Linked DNA regions of Homo sapiens: regions 1 and 3 are each linked to region 2. Evidence: chromatin loops called from intact Hi-C (ENCODE). Cell type or tissue: heart right ventricle. All regions are shown on one strand. Links, peaks and the distances in the headings refer to the core of each region. The heading gives the core; the rest is flanking DNA.

Region 1 (5,000 bases), core at 1-5,000, 220 kb before region 2:
ATCAGCAGAAACCCATTTCTGGCTGCACAGTCAACAACGTAAGCGCTATCCCTAAAGGCTAGCTAGCCATTGGCTAAGCTCGGATCTATCTATCGATTTGCAGCTGATGGCAAACAACTGGATGATTGCATTTCCCAAGTGGGTGTGAATTTCATGACCATACCGGCCCAGGACTTCTACATTTCCTCTAATGAGTACATAAGGTCATTATTAACCCAGTAAGCAATCAGTGTTGCCAATGGGATGGCTTCCCTGGAGGCACACAAATGAGCTTATAAAAAATAGTAATCAGTGTCCCCCCCACCCCCAGAGATTCTGATTCAATTGCTCTAGAGTGGAGCGGGGGGCTGGTCTTTTTTAAAACCTCCCCAGATAATTCTAATAGACAGCCCTGGTATAGACCAGTTGGTCTCTATGTTTAAGAGAAGTAATGAGTCACGAAGACAGGTTTGTGTTAGCCTTCCGATCTCTCACTTTCCCTTTGGAGCAAGCCCAGCAGCTGGGAGGGGGAATGGTTTTGAGACCACAGGGGAAGGAAGGGGCAGGACCACCACATTGGAAGCACTATGTGCAGCCAGGACGGCTGTGGGGCCAGGGCCGGGTATAGTAGGGCTCTGGTGGCTGGCCAGGGAGTAACTGGAGACCACAAACAGCTTCCCTGTTGCCAAGCCATGGCCAGCAGACCCATCAGCTCCACCCTCCTTCCATGAGCTAAGGCCCCAGGGAGCCAAAGATCTTCAATATGTGCTGCCAAGAAGCTCTGAAAAATGCTTTTCTGGCCCCCACAAGAAAACATCAGTCGTGCATTTCTCATGAAACAGGACATGGAAAAATCAGCCTGGGATAGCAATGAGGTCTGCCCAGGGCACGGATCCCCACTGGCTTCCCCAGGCCAAGGAGAACTAGCGGTCAGTCCTGCCCTGTCTGGGTACTGAGGTTGACTTTGGTGCAATCCTGAACTTAACATCAAGGTCAGGGCTCCAGAATGAACCCGGCTCCTCTGCCAACTGAGCTGGCTCAGGGCTATTAGGAAAAAGAAGGCTTAGCCTGCCCACCCTCTCCTCTCACTCGTGAGGAAACTGAGGCACCAACAGAGTAGCGGACTTGTCCAAAGTCTTCCAGCTCTCCTGGGTTAGCCCAGCCGCCCGCACTGCCCCCCACAGCCAAGCTGCCTAAGCCTCACGGTAATAACAGATGCGGTGTGCGGTTTGTGGCTATTTAGCAGCCAGCCAGGCACTTGGTAAACAGTGAGGCTACAACAAGGAAATCCATTTATTCTGGGGAAATTCGTTCATCTGGGAGGTAGGGGAAGAGGAGAGAAAGACTAATGTTTTGGAAAAGAATTTGGAAGATAATTCAGAAAAAAAAGTTTTACAGAGGGAAAGGGAGAAAAAGAAATGAGAATGAGAACCCACATTTCTTGAAGGGTTTTATTTTGTCATGGCAAATGCCACACATTCATTGCAGCTGGGAAACATCTCTTCAAAGGAAAAACACGACTCATGCCCACGGGGTGGCTTAACTCTCCGCCCGGGGGAAGCTGCAGAATCTGGGTTCAGAGCCATCTTTGAAGTGTCTGTCCTTGGGGCAGGCGCCTGTGCGCACCAAGGGGGGAGTCCACCCGACCGCCAGTGAGTCAGTTGTCGCCACAACACTGGTTATGAGGAATAATCACTATCACAACATGAGCCTGGACTCTTTAATTCCGGAAGAGTTTCCGGTAGATTCTTTTCTCTTTGGCCTCTTATTTAGTGAGCAGTGTGCTCATTGCCAGTTTTTCATGTGTCACTTCTGGAAGACAGACACCATGAGGAATTTCACTTCATGGCATGTGGGGAACTTCCTGAATTTGCCCAAATCATTCTGTTGGCATTAGGGCACATGCATTTTATTCAGGTGAGGAGCATTGCAAGAGGCGCTGATGGAATGAAATATTATCATCATCCCTGGTTACTCTAAGAATGCTAAAGTAAAACCCAGGCAGTAAGGGGAAAATAACTATCAAAGCAAAACGAACATACCTATTTTCAGAACGAGAGACTTTAATCCCATAACAATGCTCCTGACAATGCTTTTATTTTTACCCTGTGAAACAGTGATAGGTGCAGTAGAGCCTGCTGTATTTTAAGAAGCTGGGGCAAGGGGGGAGTAGCGGGGTCTGTGCTGTACCTTGGCCAGTTCAAGGTCATTTAAGCATACAAACATTTTAGGGGGAAAATACCAACATTTCTTAAATAAGCTGCTTTAAACAATGAGTTTCTCTTTTTCTCCAAGAATGAATGAGGATGAACAATGTCCCGCCGGCCGTCTCACAGGCTGTGACTGAGACCTTCCCAGCCAGGCAGCAGAGCCCTCTGTCCTTCACTCTTCCTTTCTCTAACGCCCTCGTTTTCTCAACAAAGCGTTGTCATTAGAGGATGGCGGCGAAAGGACACTGCACCTGTGCTCATGTACTATGTGCAGAGACTCCGTGAAGGCGTGGCTTAGTTTGCTTTAAGACATTAGAAAATAACCCACAGTTTGGAAGCAGGGACCCAAGGAAAAACGTTATAAAAAAGAAAGAGGGAGGGAGGGAGGAAGGAAGGAAGGAAAGAAGGGAGGGAGGGAGAGAGGAAGGAAAGAAGGGAGGGAGGAAGGAAGGAAAGAAAAGAAAGGAAAAAAGAAAAAAGAGAAAGAAAGAGAAGAAAGAAAAGCACCTCCCATCCCCAAATTCCACAGACCACGCGGTGGGCCGGCCCGGGCAGCCAGTGCGCTGGGCGAGGACGCTGGCGCCGTGCTGCCCCCTGTCGGCCAGAGACGCCGCTGCAGACACCTTCGCCAGCCGGTGCTCAAGACAGTGGGGACGCGCGTACCACAGGGGTCTCAGCCTGCAGGGTGGGGTTTTTTTTTTTTTTTAGCGTCGGCACACACATTTGAAAGTGCATAAAAGAGAGACATGCATTTGTTAAAGGGGTAGAGGATAAATGGGAGTTTGTTTTTGAGACGTAGTTTTGCTCTGTCACCCAGGCTGGAGTGCAACGGCGCGATCTCGGCTCACCGCAACCTCCGCCTTCCGGGTTCAAGCGATTCTCTTGGCCTTAGCCTCCTGAGTAGCTGGGATTACAGGTGTGCGCCACCACACCCGGCTAATTTTGTATTTTTAGTAGAGATGGGGGTTTCACCATGTTGGTCAGGCTGGTCTTGAACTCCTGACCTCATATGATCCACCCGCCTTGGCCTCCCAAAGTGCTGGGATTACAGGCATGAGCCACTGCACCCGGCCTGGTGTCTTAACAAGAAGGATAGCTGTAGTGAGGATAACTTTCTCTAACATTATACTCCTAATCTTTCTCTAATGTTATAACCCCTTAGATAAATTTTTTAAAAAAGATTTGATGGAGAGAAAGTGATGCGAACAGTACCTTGTGACTGCAGGAGGAGTGTCAGGGTCTGTGGTTCCTGGCTGTATTCCAGGGGGCCTGCCCACCAGCCCCTAGACAATATTTGATGAATGAATGTGACCCTGGGTTTCAATATCGGTCAAGTGGAATAATTAATGGACAGCCCACATGGGAAACAGGTCGCAGTGAATGGGCCATTGCTGAACTGCCCACAGGTAACTGGAAGCTGAACTTGGGCACATTTAGTAAGTAGGGGATATCCTTAGGTACACTGAGAGCCGCCAGTCTTCACAGCTGTATAGCATTTTATCTGACTAGCTGCCTATAGGCGGTCATTCAGGTGACTTCCAGTCTGTATCCCACATCTGTATCCCAAGGTGGCGCTTTTCAAATGAAATCCCTGAAGGGAATTTATTTTCTTGTGATTTCCCCTCTTCCCCAATGTCATCTGCTGAAATTCTGGTACTTGGGTTCTCCACAGGAAAATACCGGCTTCCTTCAGCCGGGGTACCTGAACCGTACCTGCACTGGGCTGCTGGGGAGGGTCTCATGGCCTCTTCGAATGCCGTTGGTGACCTAGGGTGTCTATTTGAAAGTTACTTGACCTCCTGTCCCCTGTTCTCCCTACTCTCCTTTACTCTCTGCTATGGTCTGTGTCCCTCCAACAGCTCATGTGTTAAAAACTCAGTTGCCATGGTAACAGTGTGGGAGGCGGGGCCTTGAAGAGGTGACTGGGTCAGGAGGGCTCTGCCATCCTTGGAGGGGTTCCTGGTAAAAGGATGAGTTCCGCCCTTCCCTCTCTGTCACTTGCTTCCACCTTCCAGCGTGGGACGACTCTCACCAGATGCCAGCACCAGACCCTTGGGCTTTCCAGCCTCCAGAGCCATGAGCCAAATCAACTTGTACTTTTTTTTTTCTTTTTTTGAGACAGAGTTTCACTCTTGTTGCTCAGACTGGAGTGCAATGGCATGATCTCAGCTCACTGCAACCTCCACCTCCCCAGTTCAAGTGATTCTCCTGCCTCAGCCTCCCGAGTAGCTGGGATTACAGGTGTGTGCCACCACGCTCAGCTAATTTTGTATTTGTAGTAGAGCTGGGGTTTCTCCGTGTTGGTCAGGCTGGTCTTGAATTCCTGACCTCAAATGATCCACCCACCTCAGCCTCCCAAAGTGCTGGGATTACAGGCGTGAGCCACCACGCCTGGCCAACTTGTACTCTTTATAAATTACCCGCTCTGTGGTATCTGTGATGGCAGCAGAAAATAGCCTAGGACACTCCTTGTCCTTTTCTTTGTTTACCTCCCGACTACAGCTATCCATAGAGTTGTTTACTGTAAAATAAATTAGGTGTAGTTTCTTAAATTGTCCAGAGGAAAGGAGTTAAAGAAGAAAGTAACAAGGCCTAAAAATAAATTATTGCACATTATTCATAACCTAGAGAAAAGTTATCTTTAGACGACTACCAAAAATTGGAAAACATAAGCTGTTAAAAAATATTCAGAGTACTGTACTGGTAGGTGTTTATCTTTGGGGTTTCTTTTTTTTTTTTTTTTTTTTTTTTAGACAGAGTTTTGCTTTTGTTGCCCAGGCTGGAGTGCAGTGGCGCGATCTCAGCTCACCG
Region 2 (5,000 bases), core at 1-5,000:
GAAGCCCCTGGTATCTGTAGCACCCCCCAACGGCCTCTTGTGTCTGGCCTATTGTGGTTGGATTTCTTTAGTAGTGGCACCGCTTTCAGTAAACTCTTGTCACCTCCCACTCCTCATTCACACTGTGTCCTCTTTGGTACCTGCAGATTCTGACCTTTTCCACGTCTCTCAGGAGCTATTGCGACTTGCTTTTCGTTGGCATTTTCCTTAACCCCATGCCTAAGTTTTAGCTTTCTCCACCTCATTCAATCATTTACCTGACTACTTTTGCATGATTTCCAATTTTCCAAAAAATTAGCATATTTTGTCCATTTTGTCTCCCAATAATCTCTGACCTTGTGGGCCTACACTTTTTTTTTTTTTTTTTGAGACGGGGTCTTGCTCTGGTGCCCGGGCTGGAGTGCAGTGGCATGATCTCTGCTCACTGCAGCCTCCACCTCGGGGGCTCAAGTGATCCTCCTACCTCAGCCTTTTTGCCATGTTGCCCAGGCTGGTCTCAAACTCCTGAGCACAAGAGATCTGATCTGCCTGCCTCGGCCTCCCAAAGTGTTGGGATTATGGGTGTAAGCCACCACACCAGGCACAGGTCTATGCTTTTAAAAAAAGATCCATTATTAGCCTGGTTTTACTAAGGTTTCTGGAGGGAGCAGAGATAAATAGATGTGCTTTATGTTACTGTGTGTAATTCAAAGTCCAGGACCTAGATTATTGCATGAATTAACGGGAATATACTAGCCAAAACGATTTTCTAAGTCATTCTGTAAAATCTATGAGCTTGTTATACCCTAAATCGACTTATTTCTAAATTCTAGTTCTCATGAAGTTTGGCCATCTTTGCCATTTTAACGTGTATAATAGTTGAGTAGCATTAAGTACGTTCACATGGTTGTGCAATCTGCAGAGCTTTTTCATCTTGTAAAACTGAACTCTGTGCCCATTAAACAACTCTTCTTTTGTGCCTCTGCCAGCCCCTGGCATCCACCATTCTACTTTCTGTCACTGTGAGTTTGACTGCTCTGGGTACCTGTTGTAGGTGGAGTCATATGGCATCTGTCCTTTTGTGTCTGGCTTATTTCACTTAAGCATAATGTTAAGTAAAAAGTTCATCCTAGGCCGGGCGAGGTGGGTCACACCTGTAATCCCAGCACTTTGGGAGGCCAAGGCAGGTGGATCACCTGAGGTTAGGAGTTCAAGACCAGCCTGGCCAACATAGAGTGAAAACCCGTCTCCACTAAAAAATACAAAAATCAGTTGGGTGTGGTGGTGCATTCCTGTAGTCCCAGCTATTTGGGAAGCTGAGGCAGGAGAATCGCCTGAAGCCGGGAGGGGGAGGTTGTAGTGAGCTGAGACTGCGCCACTGCACTCCAGCCTGGCATATGACATATGACAGGACTTCCTTCCCCTGTGGGGCCGAATAAGATTCCACCGTAGGTGTGAAACCATGTTTTGTTTATCCCTCCATCTGTTGGTGGACTTTTGGATTGCTTGCTTCTTCTGTTGTTGACAACACTGCTAGGAACATGACTGTGCAAATCTCTCTTTGCGATCCCGCTTCAGTTCTTTTGGATATATGCACAGCAGTGGGGTTCCTGGATCATATGGTGGCTCTATTTTTAACTTTTTGAGTTACCACCATACGTTTTCCACAGCAGCTGTGCCGTTTCCACATTCCCATCATCAGTGCACAAGGTTCCAATTTCTTCAGTCTTTTTTAAAAATAAATACATGCTCCTTTTGAGTACATTTCAAAGATAGAAACATTAAAAAAAATTAAAATCACCCATACCCTGTCCTACCGTGAGAATTGTTAACATTTCCTTTTCTCTAATTTTAAGTAAAAATTTAACTTTACTGGTTAGGAGCCAGTATTTTGAGTCCTAGTGTTAGGCTGACCTCTAGAGGTAGAACTGGCACATTGCAGCCTTCTACTAGTGCCTCTAACCTGACGTTAACTGTTAAGTGTGGCAATGCCACAGCCTGGTATGTGTGTGGCATTTGAAAATCCCGGTTGATTGGCACATCTTTTCTAGGTGTTTATGTACGTCTTCTACAAAGCTTGATGCAGAAGTTCTTCCAAAAGAATAAAAAAAATTGGAATTAATCTAACTGGGACAAAATGTTGCCAAAAGGCTGGGTTTGATTTGTGGCATGTGGATTTGTTGGCCCTAAAGAGAACACAGGGGTCTGTCTGCAGATGTCGGAAGCTCCTCCGCAGCTTTCACTGGACGTCCCTCGGGACCACACAGCAGGGTCCTGGAGTTTGCAGTTGGCTGATGGGTTCATGTGTGACCGTGTCTCTCCCTCATGCCCAGGTTCTCTGTCCTACCTGTGTGTGCTGCCCAGGGAGGAAGGGCCTGAGGCAGAACCACCACTGCACATTCCTCAGCCTGAGTCTGCTCTGAAAGAGGCGAGTGGTTGTGTCTTTTCTTGCCACTGCTTGCTGTCTCCATGGGACATTCTCATTCCGGGGTGGTCCCTGGAGGATCGAGGAACAAGAGACTCCTGTTCTCCCATTATCTGTCTAATCTCATGCAGTACTTTTGGGAAAAAAGGCTAAAAGTTTGCTTTGGATTAGTGGAAAGGTTTGAAGACGCACAGCTGGCCTACTAAGGCTTGGAGCAGGTGCTTTGAGCACATCAGGCGCTCAGACATAGTTTCCTAAAGGATGCAATGGTTACTCACTATGTTCCCAGACCTTGGCATCCAGAGACCCTGTGTGTGTTCAGTGGAAAGATGGTTGGGTGAGGCTGGGATGATGGCGCTAAGAGATTCATTTAGGTTTTGTTTACTTAAAAAGTGACAAAGAGGATTGGCGGTGGTTAGTTCTGGAGGGTGGAGAGATGAGGATGTTTATTATTCTTTCTACATTTAAAATTTCTTAAATAAATTATGAAAAGGAAATAGTCTTAGAAAAGCAATGGGCGCAGTATTAAACATCTCACTTATTCCTCCGTAACACAAAAAACTTTCAATTAAGCTGAAGTGAGTTTTTGCTTGGTAGCTACAAATAGCTCTTCTGCCATATGAATGTTTTTCTTCTGGTTGTGTTTATGGGCAGTGTGGTTGTCTTTTACCAATGTTGACTCCAAGGCTTAGCCACTGCTGCAGGTCAAACTTATATAAATCGTATAGTTAAAAACTGAAAAATTCAAATGTGTTGTAATCTCCAAACAAAGTCTGCGCTAGGCCCTTTCAGGCTATAAAGGACAGGGTACTCTGATTTCTGCTCTTGATGAGGGTTGATTGTGATACCAGGCGAGGGAGTAAGAGATACAGGACACCATCTCTGCGGCTGCATCTTTGTCGCAGAAACAGACATTGTTCAGGGGACACCTGAGCCTCTGATAGTCAGCCAGTGGCTCTGGCAGCTCACAGCAGTTATAGGGTGGCTGTGTCCTTTTCTAAAGTCCTGACTTTTTATGGCCTGTGGTCATGGTGACTCCACTACGGGCTGTGTTTCTGTTGCTCCTTCCTGCCCTCAACCAGTCTGCCCACTGTGGAAGTCTGCATTTCTTCTCCTTCTCCTTCTCCTTCTTTCTTCTTCTTCTTCTTCTGATGGAGTTTAGCTCTGTCGCCCAGGCTGGAGTGCAGTGGCGTGATCTCGGCTCACTGAAATATCCACCTCCCAGGTTCAAGTGATTGTCCTGCCTTAGCCTCCTAAGTAGCTGGGATTACAGGGATGTGCAGCCTCACCTGGCTAATTTTTGTATTTTTAGTAGAATCGGGGTTTCACCATGTTTGCCAGGCTGGTCTCAAACTCCTGAGCTCAGGTAATCTGCCCACCTCGGCCTCCCAAAGTGCTGGGATTACAGGTGTGAGCCACCGCGCCTGGCCTGGGTCTGCATTTCTGACCGCCCTGTCGCTATAGGGCTCAGGCTTCCCTTGGGCTGGTTACTGCAGCCACCACCGGCTGCCTATGGGCCTCTGCCATTGGCCCAGATTCACATGTGGGGTCCAGTCCGTGGAAGTCATGGTAGTAAGCTCACATGGCAAGAAGGTAATGGAGAATTTCAGAGGCCTGCCTCGGAGCACCAGTTCCAAGGGGTGCTTGACAGCCACAGCTGGCGGCTGCTCAGTCTTGCTAATCTAGAGCTTCGATTGTAACAGCCAACCCGAGTCTGTGCAAGATGGGAATCTAATTGGAGATCTCTGACAGAAGCTAGAGTTCTCTAACAGCTACATCATTGGCGAAAAAGAGAACTTGGATCCCCTAAATGGAGGGTCACCGGTGGGGGCATTGACTCTGAGTGGAGGGGAGGAAGAGTTTCTCTGAGAATTTATAACCATAGAGCAATCCTCAAATTCATACTACCTGTGTCATCTGGAAAACCCCCAAGCCAAGAATTCAGATTGGTTCCTTGGTTGGTAGCACCCCCAAGTGCCTGGCAGGAGCAAATTGCATATCATCCTCAGAACAATATACCTGCAACCACAGTTAGATGTCCAGATTTTTGGCATAGCTTTGGATGAGCCAGAACTTTACATGGCAAATGGGACGTTGCAGATGTAATTGAATTAAGAATGGCAAGATGGGGAGATTATCCTGGAATAGCTGGCTTGGCCTGGTGTAATCACATGGGTCCTTAGAGGGATAAAGGAGGAAGGAGACATGATGGCAGAAACAGGTGGGGCAGGGTTGGCTGGCTATGGAGGGGGAAGGGGTCATGAGCCACGGATGCAGGCAGCCTCTAGAAGCTGAGACAGGCCAGGAATGCATTCTCCCTGAAACCTCCAGAAAGAGTGCGTTCCCTGCTGACGCTTTGATGTTAGTCTACTTGGGGTTTCTGACCTCTAGAACTGTAAGATAATACATTTGTATTGTTTAAGCCACTGTTTGTGATAATTTGTTACAGTAGCAATAAGATATTAATGCTACTGCTTTATTGAGATAAATTTACATGTCATACAATTGACTCATTTGACACGTCCAATTCAGTGGTTTTATAGTATGTTTACAGAGTTGTGTAACAACATTTTCAAAGATGGATCAAAACATACTA
Region 3 (10,085 bases), core at 3,164-8,163, 310 kb after region 2:
TGTAATAATAAAGAATAGCTTTAATGATATGCTTGTAACTAAAATAATTTTGTAATGTATCAAATACATTTAAAACATTAAAATATAATCTCTATAATAATTTAAAATCTAATATGGTTTTAATAGAACAGCAAATTTTAATTTCATCTATCACTTTTTATATAAATACATTAATGTTTTATATTTCATAACACCAATGGGTAAGTTGCCAGAGTGTCTGACCCCATTCTGCCCCAGTTACAGAAAAGCTTCTGTCACCAGAAAGTTTGGTGGGGAAGGAAGGGAGGAAGATGATTTCTACCTAACCCCGTGCCCACCTCTACCAGGTTTTTGAGGCATATCAGTCTATGGACAATGTGGTGTTTGGTCTGGAAACGTACCTTGGTGAATGCTGAGTTGGCTGGACATGACCCGTTTAGCTCCTGGATGAATCCCAGAAGTGGACCTTCAAAATGTTACTCATAGCATGACCTTGGCTCACTGCAACCTCTGCCTCCCAGGCTCAAGCGATCCTCCCACCTCAGCGTCCCAAGTAGCTGGGACCACTGGAGTGTGCCACCACACTCCACTAATTTTTTCATTTTTTGTAGAAACGAGGTCCCACTATATTGCCCAGTCTGGTCTCGAACTCCTGGGCTGAAGGGATCCCCCTGCCTCAGTCTCCTAAAGTGCAAGGATTACAGGCATGGGCCACCGCACCTGGCCTGAAACTGCTTTTTATTCCTCAGTGCCCACTTCCATGGGAAATAAGCCTGCCAGGTCAGCCTGTCCCCATGGGAGTGACTGCCTGCTACCCCCACAGGCTTGCCCGGCCCTCGTGAGCCTCTCCCAGAGACACCACCAACAGTTCTGTTCTTTCATGGTACAAGATTTCCATCCAAGGATTTCAAAGCATTTCACACATCAATAATTAGAAGTATTTTCATAGAGGACCATACACTTTTAAAATGGATTTCAAAGAACAAAAACCAGTCAACTATCACCCAGGTAATAGAAAATGGGAAATGGTTTCTACCTGACTTCCAAAATGCTCTGCACATAGACTGTGAAAATAGGATTTTTTAAGCTGGGTGCAGAGGCTTATACCTATAATCCCAACACTTTGGGAGGCTGAGACGAGAGGATCACTTGAGCCCAGGAGTTCAAAACCAGCCTGGGCAATATAGGGAGACATTGTTTCTATAAAAAATAAAAATGTTAGCCAGGCAGGCGTGGTAACATGTGCCTGTAGTCTCAGCTACTCAGGAGGCTGAGGTGGGAAGATTGCTTGAACCTGGGAGGTCCATGCTGCAGTGAGCTGAGATTGTGCCACTGCACTCCAGCCTAGGCGACAGCAAGATCCTGTCCCAAACAACAACAACATCAAAAAACACAGAACTTTTAAAATAAGTACATTCACTTCTACAAGCTATGTAGATTATTACTCTCAAGCTATTAAAAGACCAAGCCAAAATAATTATGGGCTACTCTCGACCACTTGTAGGAATGGATAGAGAGGTCTGGTCACATGCCTGGAAATTAGAGCTTGAGCTCTGAAAATGATAATCCTGACTATATCTCAAAGCATCAGTCTGCACTTTGTATGGAGCAAGAAAAAGCCTTGTGGAAGCGGCCTCCCACCCAGCCGAGCCCTCGGCGTGGACAAGCTCTGCTTTTTATGAGCAGTGGGTGCAGCCTCGCTGCTCCCTCCTCCTGTCAAAAGACAGTCACAGCTGGGGTGAGCAGATCGGGCCCACTTGGGAGGCCCCAAGGAATATGCTGCAGGGGTCGGGCCTGAGCCACCCCCACGGGTTGGTCTTTGACAACTAGAGAGCAGCTGAGAGGTGGGTAAAAGCTCACTCACTTACCCTGACCTCAGTGTCCTCATCTTAAAATGGGTTTCCTGAATCTTTCCCCGGCTTAGTGGCAATGAAATAAGATAATTTATGTAAACGTTCTCCACATAGTAAAGCACTAAGTAACATATGACTGTCATCTGTTTTCCACTAGACAGATCCCAACCTGGAAGAGTGACAGATGGTATTTCAGATACAAGTGACTCAAGCAAAGCTTGATAAACTGGGGGCTGGAAAAAAATGCACATTTACACAAAGCCTGGAGTAACTGCAGCACAGGCAGGTGAGTCTAGCCACATAAGCCGGGAGAGGAATGGCTGGGGGCAAATATAGCAGCAAAAAAGGATAAGGTGGTGACAGCTATGCGACTCTGTAATTAAAGAAAGGTCAACAGAGTAACGAAGAAGGCCATTGACTCATCTGGTCAGGGTCTCTACACTTTCCATACATCTCACCAAATGCTTTTCCCATATCACCTCATTTGCACCTCGCAGCAGTGCTCTGAAGTCCTAGGCTGTTAGTGTTATTCTTGCTGAGGGCAACAGGAAGGCACTGCTCAGAGAGGTAAGAGATCCTGCTCAGAGGCCAACAGCAGCTGGTCCTACCACACAGAGGATGTGGACCGCACTTCTACAATTCTCTAGTGCATTTGATTCCTGAAGCCGGTAACAAGCACAGTAGGAACACCCCAGCTGCCCCAGTGTTCACAGGGTCCAGGGGCAACCCCAACTTGGTGAGACGCTGTTCCATTTCTGCACATGGCTAATGATTCGTTTTCCCAGGCAATATTTACTGACTGCCACCAACTGTTAGGGGCTGGGGGCATAGCTGTGAACAGAACAAAACATCAGGCTTCACATTGAAGGAGGCCGACTCTCAACAGATCCCTGTAGGTGGTACCTGCTGCAGGTAATTTAAATGGAGGAAAATAAGACGTCATGAGGGAAACGGGAAATTGCAATGTAACTAACATAGGGTGGTCAGGAGATCCGGAGGATACAGGGCAGCAAACCACACGAGTCTCTTAGGGAAGCATCCCAGTGAGACGGAAAGGCCAGGATGCCAAAGAGTCAGGGCGAGAAAGGGGGAGATGGGGCCAAGGAGGGCGTGGCTGGGACAGATGGCGCAGGCCACGCAGGCCGCTGTAAGGATTCATGGTTTTAAGACGGAATTCTAGCATCTGCTCTCCAGCATTTGTTCTGCCCTCTGATGGACCCAAAGTCAGTCTATTTTCCACTTGAGAAAGCTTCGAATAGCTGAGAACAACAGGTCCAAGTTCAGACTTTATCCTCCTGCTCCACAGCCCCACATTCCTTCACACATTCAGCATTAAGCAACTACTGCATACCACCTTACTAGATACAGGCTGCCTTCAACTTCCCTAAGAAAACGCATGCTCTGACAGTCAAGCAGCAGTAACTGTGCTGGGAGACTCCTCCTCAAGGCAGGAACAATATTCCAGTCCACAGTGTCCTCCTAGAAGGCAGATGGCCCCCTGTCCTCAGTGCAGCCCCCGACATGGCTGAGCCATGGAACCACTGTTCTGGACATCACGTTATTGCTCAAGTGACTTAGCTTTTTAACAGCCCTGTCACTTTTGCTCATTTCAAAATGAAAAGGCAACCAATGTGATTTTTGTAATTATAGAATATATAAATACATTTTCACTTAAATAATACAGGAGTATACGAAGTCAAAAGTGAAAGTCTCATTTCACTCCCCTGCTTGGAAGTTTCAGTGTTAACATCTGGATTATATCCTTCCAGACTTTTCCCCTGTGCAATTGAATATACTCATACTTATATACATAGACACACAACACATACGTGACCATGTTGGTTTGCATTTCTTACATCATTTTTTCTATGATTGTTTCCCATTTAGTAATATGTCTTAGAAATCCTTCTAGGTCTGGCCAGGTGTGGTGGCTCACGCCTGTAATCCCAGCATTTTGGGAGGCCGAGGTGGATGGATCACTTGAGGTTAGGGGTTTGAGACCAGCCTGGCCAACATGGTGAAACCCCTTCTCTACTAAAAAAATACAAAAGTTAGCCAGGCATGGTGGTGCATGCCTGTGGTCCCAGCTACTTGGGAGACTGAGGCAGGAGAATCTCTTGAATCCAGGACGTGGAGGTTGCAGTCAGCCAAGACTGCACCATTGCACTCCAGCCTGAGCAACAGCGGGAGACTCCATCTCAAAAAAACACAACAAACAAAAAAACCCACAAACAAAAACAAAAAGGAAATCCTTTCATGTCACCATGTATAGAAATTTGTTCTTTTAACAATGTACAATGTCCCATCGAATGTTACTGAACCATCTCCTTGTTAAGTGATAGTAGCATTGTCTCCCATTTTTCACAAAGTCTACCCTTCCCCCCATTTTTCTTTCTTTTTTTTTGAGATGGAGTCTTGCTCTGTGGCCCAGGTGCCGCCCCCCCACCCCCATTTTTCTAACCTAAATTCAGGGCTTTGCATTGTCCCTGTTACATTTCATCTTGCTGGTTTGGGCTCATCCTTCTGGTCCATCCAGATCTTTTTGAACCCTGTCTTCAGTTTATTAGCAATTCATTCCAACTTTATGTCATCTGTCAGTTTCATGAGCGTGCTTTCTCTATGGTCACTTAAGCCAATAAAAATGTTGAATAAGGAATGCCACCAACAATTTCCTGCTAGCTTAACATCAGTTCACTTACCAACATGATTCAAGTTTGGAGTTTTATGGATAAAGTACTTAGCCACATCTCATTCACAAGTTTCCATTTCATAGTAGGGATATTATGGAAGGCTGTCAAGTGTTTCTGCAAAAATACCTAAGGGTATCCATTATTTGATTAGCCATTTCAAAAACACATTTACGGAGATCTTCATCTGGGCAGAGCATTATTCCAGGCCTCTGAAGAACCAAAGATGATTTTGAAAGGAGGTCACAGTGCAGACAGCAGGTGTGTATATAAGGTGGCTACTTTACAAAACAGGATATGGCAAGCTGGACATGACAGGCACAGCAAAGTCTCTGAACAGAGTTCGGGGCATGAAATTGTTTCTTTTGGGGGTCTTCAGGAACAATTTCATGAAAGCTAAATCATGAAAGATAGCAGGCTTTTGCCAGGAAAAAAAAAAACAAGACTAGTGATTAGTTTGGCGTTTTCGGTTTCTTTGAGAAGCGAAATAACTTATCAAGGACTCTTTTTGCCACTTGATGTTATAATTGGTTGATAGGTCTCTCAGAAGCCCTTTGTGCAAACTAGAACCTGCAGGGATGTGCAAAGCCTCTCTCTGCTGCCATCTGCTGTCTTACAAGAGGTAACTGCAAGAGGTTGAATCCTCCAATGCCCTGGGGATTCCCATTGCAGGGCAGGGGCAGCAGCCTGTGTTAATAACCACCCGAACAGCCACATGTACCCCTCCACAAAAGTGTCACTGTCTCCATTGCTCTGGAGTTTGTATTCCCAATTTGTAATCTTTGTTAGGGCACTCATAAAAAATTAAAAACAAAAATTCACACAAACATACACTACTTTCATTCATAAACAACACAATAACCAAACTGAGAACAATATCAGCAAACATCTATAATCTCGTGGTTGTAGTTAGTAGCTTTTTACAGGTCCTTATTTAGGTTTTTCTCAGGTTTCTCTAACTATTCTGATCCTTGGATTTTGAAATTTTACTATCTAGGACTATAAATGCTATGACGTCGGATTATTTCTTGACACTCATCCACGAGGGGAAAATCTCTTATTTAGAAAAATGTTTAAATCAACATCTAATGTAAACATGGAAGCTCTCTAAAGATTCAGCATCATTTTATTTTACTTCTTTTATATTCTTACGAAGGGAAATCACCTAACATATTTCACTCAAAATTTTCAGGATTTTTACTAATTGTGACATCTACTTTTCAAAAATAAGAAGTAGGTTTGGGAAATTTTGAGTCACAATAAATCAGGAAAGTATGATTTTTTTTTCACATTTGCCCTGCCTTTTCCAAAGGAGAGAGATCTCAATGTGAACAGATATTTGTACATCCATGTTCATTGCAGCTCTGTTCACAACAGCCAAGAGGTGGAAGGAGCCCAAGTGCCCATCAGCGAATGGACAGAGAAGCAAAATGTAGTCTATGCATGCAATGGAATGTTATTCAGCCTTAAAAAGGAAGGAATTTCTGACACATGCTACAACATGGATGAACCTTGAGGACATCATGCTAAGTTAAATAAGCCAGACACAAAGGACAAATATGTATAATTCCACTTAGATACTCACAGCAGTCCAATTCATAGAGGAAGAGAATGGAGTGGTTGCCAGGGGCTGGGAGGAGAGGGGATTGGGAGTTGTCTAATGAGTACAGCGTTTCTATTTGGGAAGTTGGAAATGTTCCCGGAGACGCTTGGTGGTAATGGTTGCACAGCAGTGTGAATGTACTTAATGCCACTGAACTGTGCACCTAAAAATAGTTAAGATGGTAAATTTTATGTTATGTGTGTGTGCACATGTGCATTTACTACAATTTTTAATGAAAAAAGTGAAAAAAGATCTTTTAACACAAGAGACAATGGATGGGCTGCATTGAAAGACATTGATTGCGATCAAGCATGTTAAGATGCGTTCTGAACTCAGACACACATCAAACCCTGTTAATGTCTCTATCCTATTTTATTAGCACTATAATGCACTGAAATAAACTCCTAAGCCCATGCACATTAACCATAAACATTAAACTAAGAGGACAGGTCTGAGCACACAGCTGGGCCTTGCCCTTCCTTGTGAAAAACAATCACATTCAAGTCTGGTCAAGTTATTTAGGGGAGAAGGACCAGAAAATTATTCTGCCTCAAATTCAAATGGCATGCTAGAACTGCCCTTTCCTAATCTTAAAAAAAAATTTATAGTACTCTCTATAGCCCATACTAGGTAGAATATTATGCATTAAAGTTATTCTCCAGAAAAATTAGCTGGGTGTGGTGGAACACACCTGTAGTCCTAGCTACTCAGGAGGCTGAGATGGGAGCATCACCTGAGCGGGGGGAGGTCAAGGCTGCAGTGACTGGTGATCGCACCACTGGACTCCAGTGTGGGAGACAGAGTGAGACTCTGTCTCAAGAAAAAAAAAATGTATTCTCAGGAATGGTAATAAAAGGAAGAGGCACCCATGTCAAGCTTTGAAAATCTCATATTTCTCTAAATCTAAATCTCTGTGTCGTTAAGCCCCTTGGCAACTTATTTCCCAAAGCTGGTATGAATTATAATTCATTTAGTAATCTAGTCTAGGAGTTTTCATCCGTATTCCAAACAGAAGTAGAAGTTTTAATAATACTCATCATCTATGTCCAGAAGCACATAAGAACTTGGAAGAATTTGTTCTCCCCAGCCAGCAAACTTCTAGTTGTAGAAATGGTAGGAAAAATTCAAAGTCACAAAGAGAGAATATTTTCATAGGATTTTCATCCTCCAGAGCCTTTGACAACCTTTGGGTTCCCAAAAACATACTCCAATGCTCTAGGAAGCAGCAAGCAAAATCAGTCCTTATGGGAAACACCTTGTTGCTGTTACTGTTTTAGTGATTTCTTCTTGGCTTACTCTGCTCATTCTGAATGGGAAAATAGCTATGTTTATGGGCCTGGGGGAGTGAAGATGTGGTCACAAAGGAGAAGGAAAGGCTAGAAATTACAAATGTCCAGCACTTTGACTCTATGTGTTAGTTATGTGTGGTCAGAATTTTGTAAAATGACTTAATTTTGTTCATCCAGAGAATAGCACAGGAAAGGCCAGAAGGTTTATGAGAAAACTCAGGTGAATTCAAGGATGGCCTAACTGAAAGAACACCACATAATTCCAGACTCACGAACTCAGTCCAGCGAGGCTCAAGGGGAGTTATAAAGTCCTCTGGAACTCGGTTCTGGGCTCTCAGACCTTGCAGGAGAGGACAGCAAAGGAAGGTAAGATAGCTCACATTGACGAGAGTGAGCGAAGGGCACACTCTTGAAAGGGAGAGAAGTCTCACTTACTGGGGGTGGAGCAAGGAAGGCCCCTAAGCAGAAAGAGAGAGGACAGAGTTTGCTTGCTGGATAATGAGAAGCCCTGGAGTGTTTCGCAGCTGGAAATCCACACAGTCAGAGCTGCGCTCCAGAAACATAACCCTGAGGCAGTACAGTAGCATGTAGCCAAATAAATTTGGTGGCAGAAATGGAAAAATACATATTAAATATCTTAATAACAATCATGGGCTTTGTAGCTGCCAATGCCCCCAGGATCCCCTGCCACCAGCCATGGTCAATTCTGCCATGTTTTATGACATTGCTGAGCCCTTAAGCCACATCTCTTCTGAGCTAGCTGCAGACAAAGTTCCAAACATAGCAGGAAACATTCATGCTGTGAGGTCTGGAGAGAATGGATTTGGCCATAAGGGCTCCTGCTTTCACAGAATTATTCCAGGGCTTATGTGCCAGGGTGGTGACTTCACACGCCATCATGACACTGGCAGCAAGTCCATCTATGGGCAGAAATTTGATGGTGAGAACTTCATCCTGAAGCATTCAGGTCCTGGCATCTTGTGCATGGCAAATGCTGGACCCGACACAAATGGTTCCCAGGTTTTCATCTGTACTGCCAAAACTGAGTGGTGGGCCAGCAGCCAGGTGGTCTTTGCAAGGTGCAAGGAGGCATGAATATCATGGAAGCCATGGAGCGCTTTGGGTCCAGGAAGAGCAAGACCAGCAAGATCACCATTGCCAAATGTGGACAACTCCAATAAATTTGATTTGTGTTTCTCTTAATCACCAGAGCATTCCTTCTGTAGCTCAGGAGAGCACACTTCCACCCATTTGTTCATAATATCCTATAATTTTCATGCTCTTGCTGAAGTTTTTGGAGCTTCCTTTTTTTAATTCTCCTCCACTTCTAGCCAGATTGAAGAGTTAAGTTTATGATTATGAAACAAAAACTAAATACAAAAAAAATCATGACTTGTCAATAGATAAGTAAAAAAGGGTGAGAGAGAGAGAGGAAAGACTCCAAGGTGACTATATTTTTATATCTGTGCAGTGGGAAATAAAAACAAGTAAGTCTCCAGACCGGGCACCATGGCTCATGCCTGTAATCTCAGTACTTTGGGAGGCTGAGGTGGGGGAATCACTCGAGCCTAGGAATTTGAGACCAGCCTGGGCAATATAGCGAAACTCCAGCTCTACAAAAATGGGTCCAGAAATCAGTCAGACATGATGTCTCATGCCTGTAGTCCCAGCTACTCAGGAGGCTGAGGTGGGAGGATCACCTGAGCCCAGGGAGATTGAGATTGAGGATGCAGTGAGCCATGATTGCGCCACTGCACTCCAGCCTGGGTGGCAGAGTGAAACTCTCTAAAAAAAAAAAAATAAGCCCCAGGGCAACGCATCTGTGTCATGAGGGGAGACAATAGTCTGATTTAAAACTTGCTGAGTAGGAGGCGGGAGGCACTTGCAAGGTGGGAAAATGAAGCAGGCTAGAAAGGCTTGTCTAAAACTCATGCCAAACGCAGGCTAGAAATATTCGTGTGGGCTATGTCCTTGCATCCCTGATGGCTGAGGTCACCAGAGGAGGCAAAGTACTCCAGGGAAGGAGCAGGGGGAGAGCCGGCATGGAAGACCTTCCAGGGTGCCAGGGTCGAGGAGCAGGGAGGGCCTCAAAGGAGCAGAGAGGAGGATTCGCCCATGAGGAGTCAGGGAAAGGCCACAGATGTAGACCTGGGCAGAACTGCATGCCTGCGTGCCAGCAACTTGGTGGAAGATGCAGTGAGCACTGGCAGGGAGCAGGGACGATCCAGGCGAGGGAGGTCTCGGATAAGGGGGCCTCATGAAGCCAGCTACAGTGGCTCCGTCCTGCAGGGAAGCTCGCAGGGAGGCCTTATGTGCCAGGGTGGTCACTCATGTGCCCATCCTAGCTGGAGCGCAGGGCGCGGCCGTGTCGTCAGGCCCGGGCTGGCAGGGCCGACCAGGCTCAAAGGCGCAGCCCCACGGAAGGGCAGGCGCTGCTGGGCAGCGAGGCCTGGGCACCGGTCACCGGGCCTTGGGGTGTTTCGGACAGAGCTTGGCAGCTTCTGCCGCACAAGGGATGAAATCAAAAGTGCAGCTGAGGAGGAGGCACAGCCGCCCTGTTAGGACCTGGGATCACCAGGGAGGTGCCGTAGAATCGGGGCGCGAGTGAGGGAGGCGGCGCGGTGGCCGCGGGGCGAAAAGAAACGGGGAGCACCAGAAGAGAGGGAGGACTGGG

The links. A loop is a pair of places that touch in the nucleus more often than their neighbours do. Peaks named below come from ENCODE experiments on the same cell type or tissue, not always from the same donor. Only the 100,000 strongest peaks of a DNase experiment are listed, where the experiment ranks them.
Region 1: a loop joins it to region 2, with 4 times the contacts of the local background. A loop is called at or near these places in 70 of 110 quality-filtered maps.
Region 3: it touches region 2 in a loop (6-fold over the local background); 71 of 110 quality-filtered maps call a loop at or near these places.

What each region holds. Positions count from the first base shown.
Region 1 is chr13:20,710,569-20,715,568 of GRCh38, reverse strand. All of the region lies in intron 1 of IL17D (interleukin 17D), which reads right to left. Among named protein-coding and RNA genes, the nearest start is that of IL17D, 9.4 kb to the right of the region's middle. In heart right ventricle, for the core only: a CTCF peak has its summit at 2,789 (motif pointing left); DNase peaks (open chromatin) are centred at 708, 1,579 and 2,788; H3K4me3 peaks cover 1,907 bases; H3K27ac peaks cover 2,723 bases.
Region 2 is chr13:20,492,212-20,497,211 of GRCh38, reverse strand. All of the region lies in intron 2 of CRYL1 (crystallin lambda 1), which reads left to right. Among named protein-coding and RNA genes, the nearest start is that of CRYL1, 31 kb to the left of the region's middle. RefSeq lists an enhancer at 3,371-3,870. In heart right ventricle, for the core only: CTCF peaks have their summits at 1,692, 1,898 (motif pointing left) and 4,367; a DNase peak (open chromatin) is centred at 1,931; H3K4me3 peaks cover 752 bases; H3K27ac peaks cover 1,388 bases.
Region 3 is chr13:20,177,485-20,187,569 of GRCh38, reverse strand. It overlaps LOC107984553 (a long non-coding RNA gene), which reads left to right and starts at 1,379. Exons shown (of 3, transcript XR_001749956.2): 1 at 1,379-2,118; 2 at 7,589-7,777; 3 at 8,432-8,614. GJB2 (gap junction protein beta 2) reads left to right here. Exons shown (of 2, transcript NM_004004.6): 2 at 1-100. It also overlaps the pseudogene PPIAP28. In heart right ventricle, for the core only: a CTCF peak has its summit at 5,122 (motif pointing left); a DNase peak (open chromatin) is centred at 5,159; H3K27me3 peaks cover 706 bases.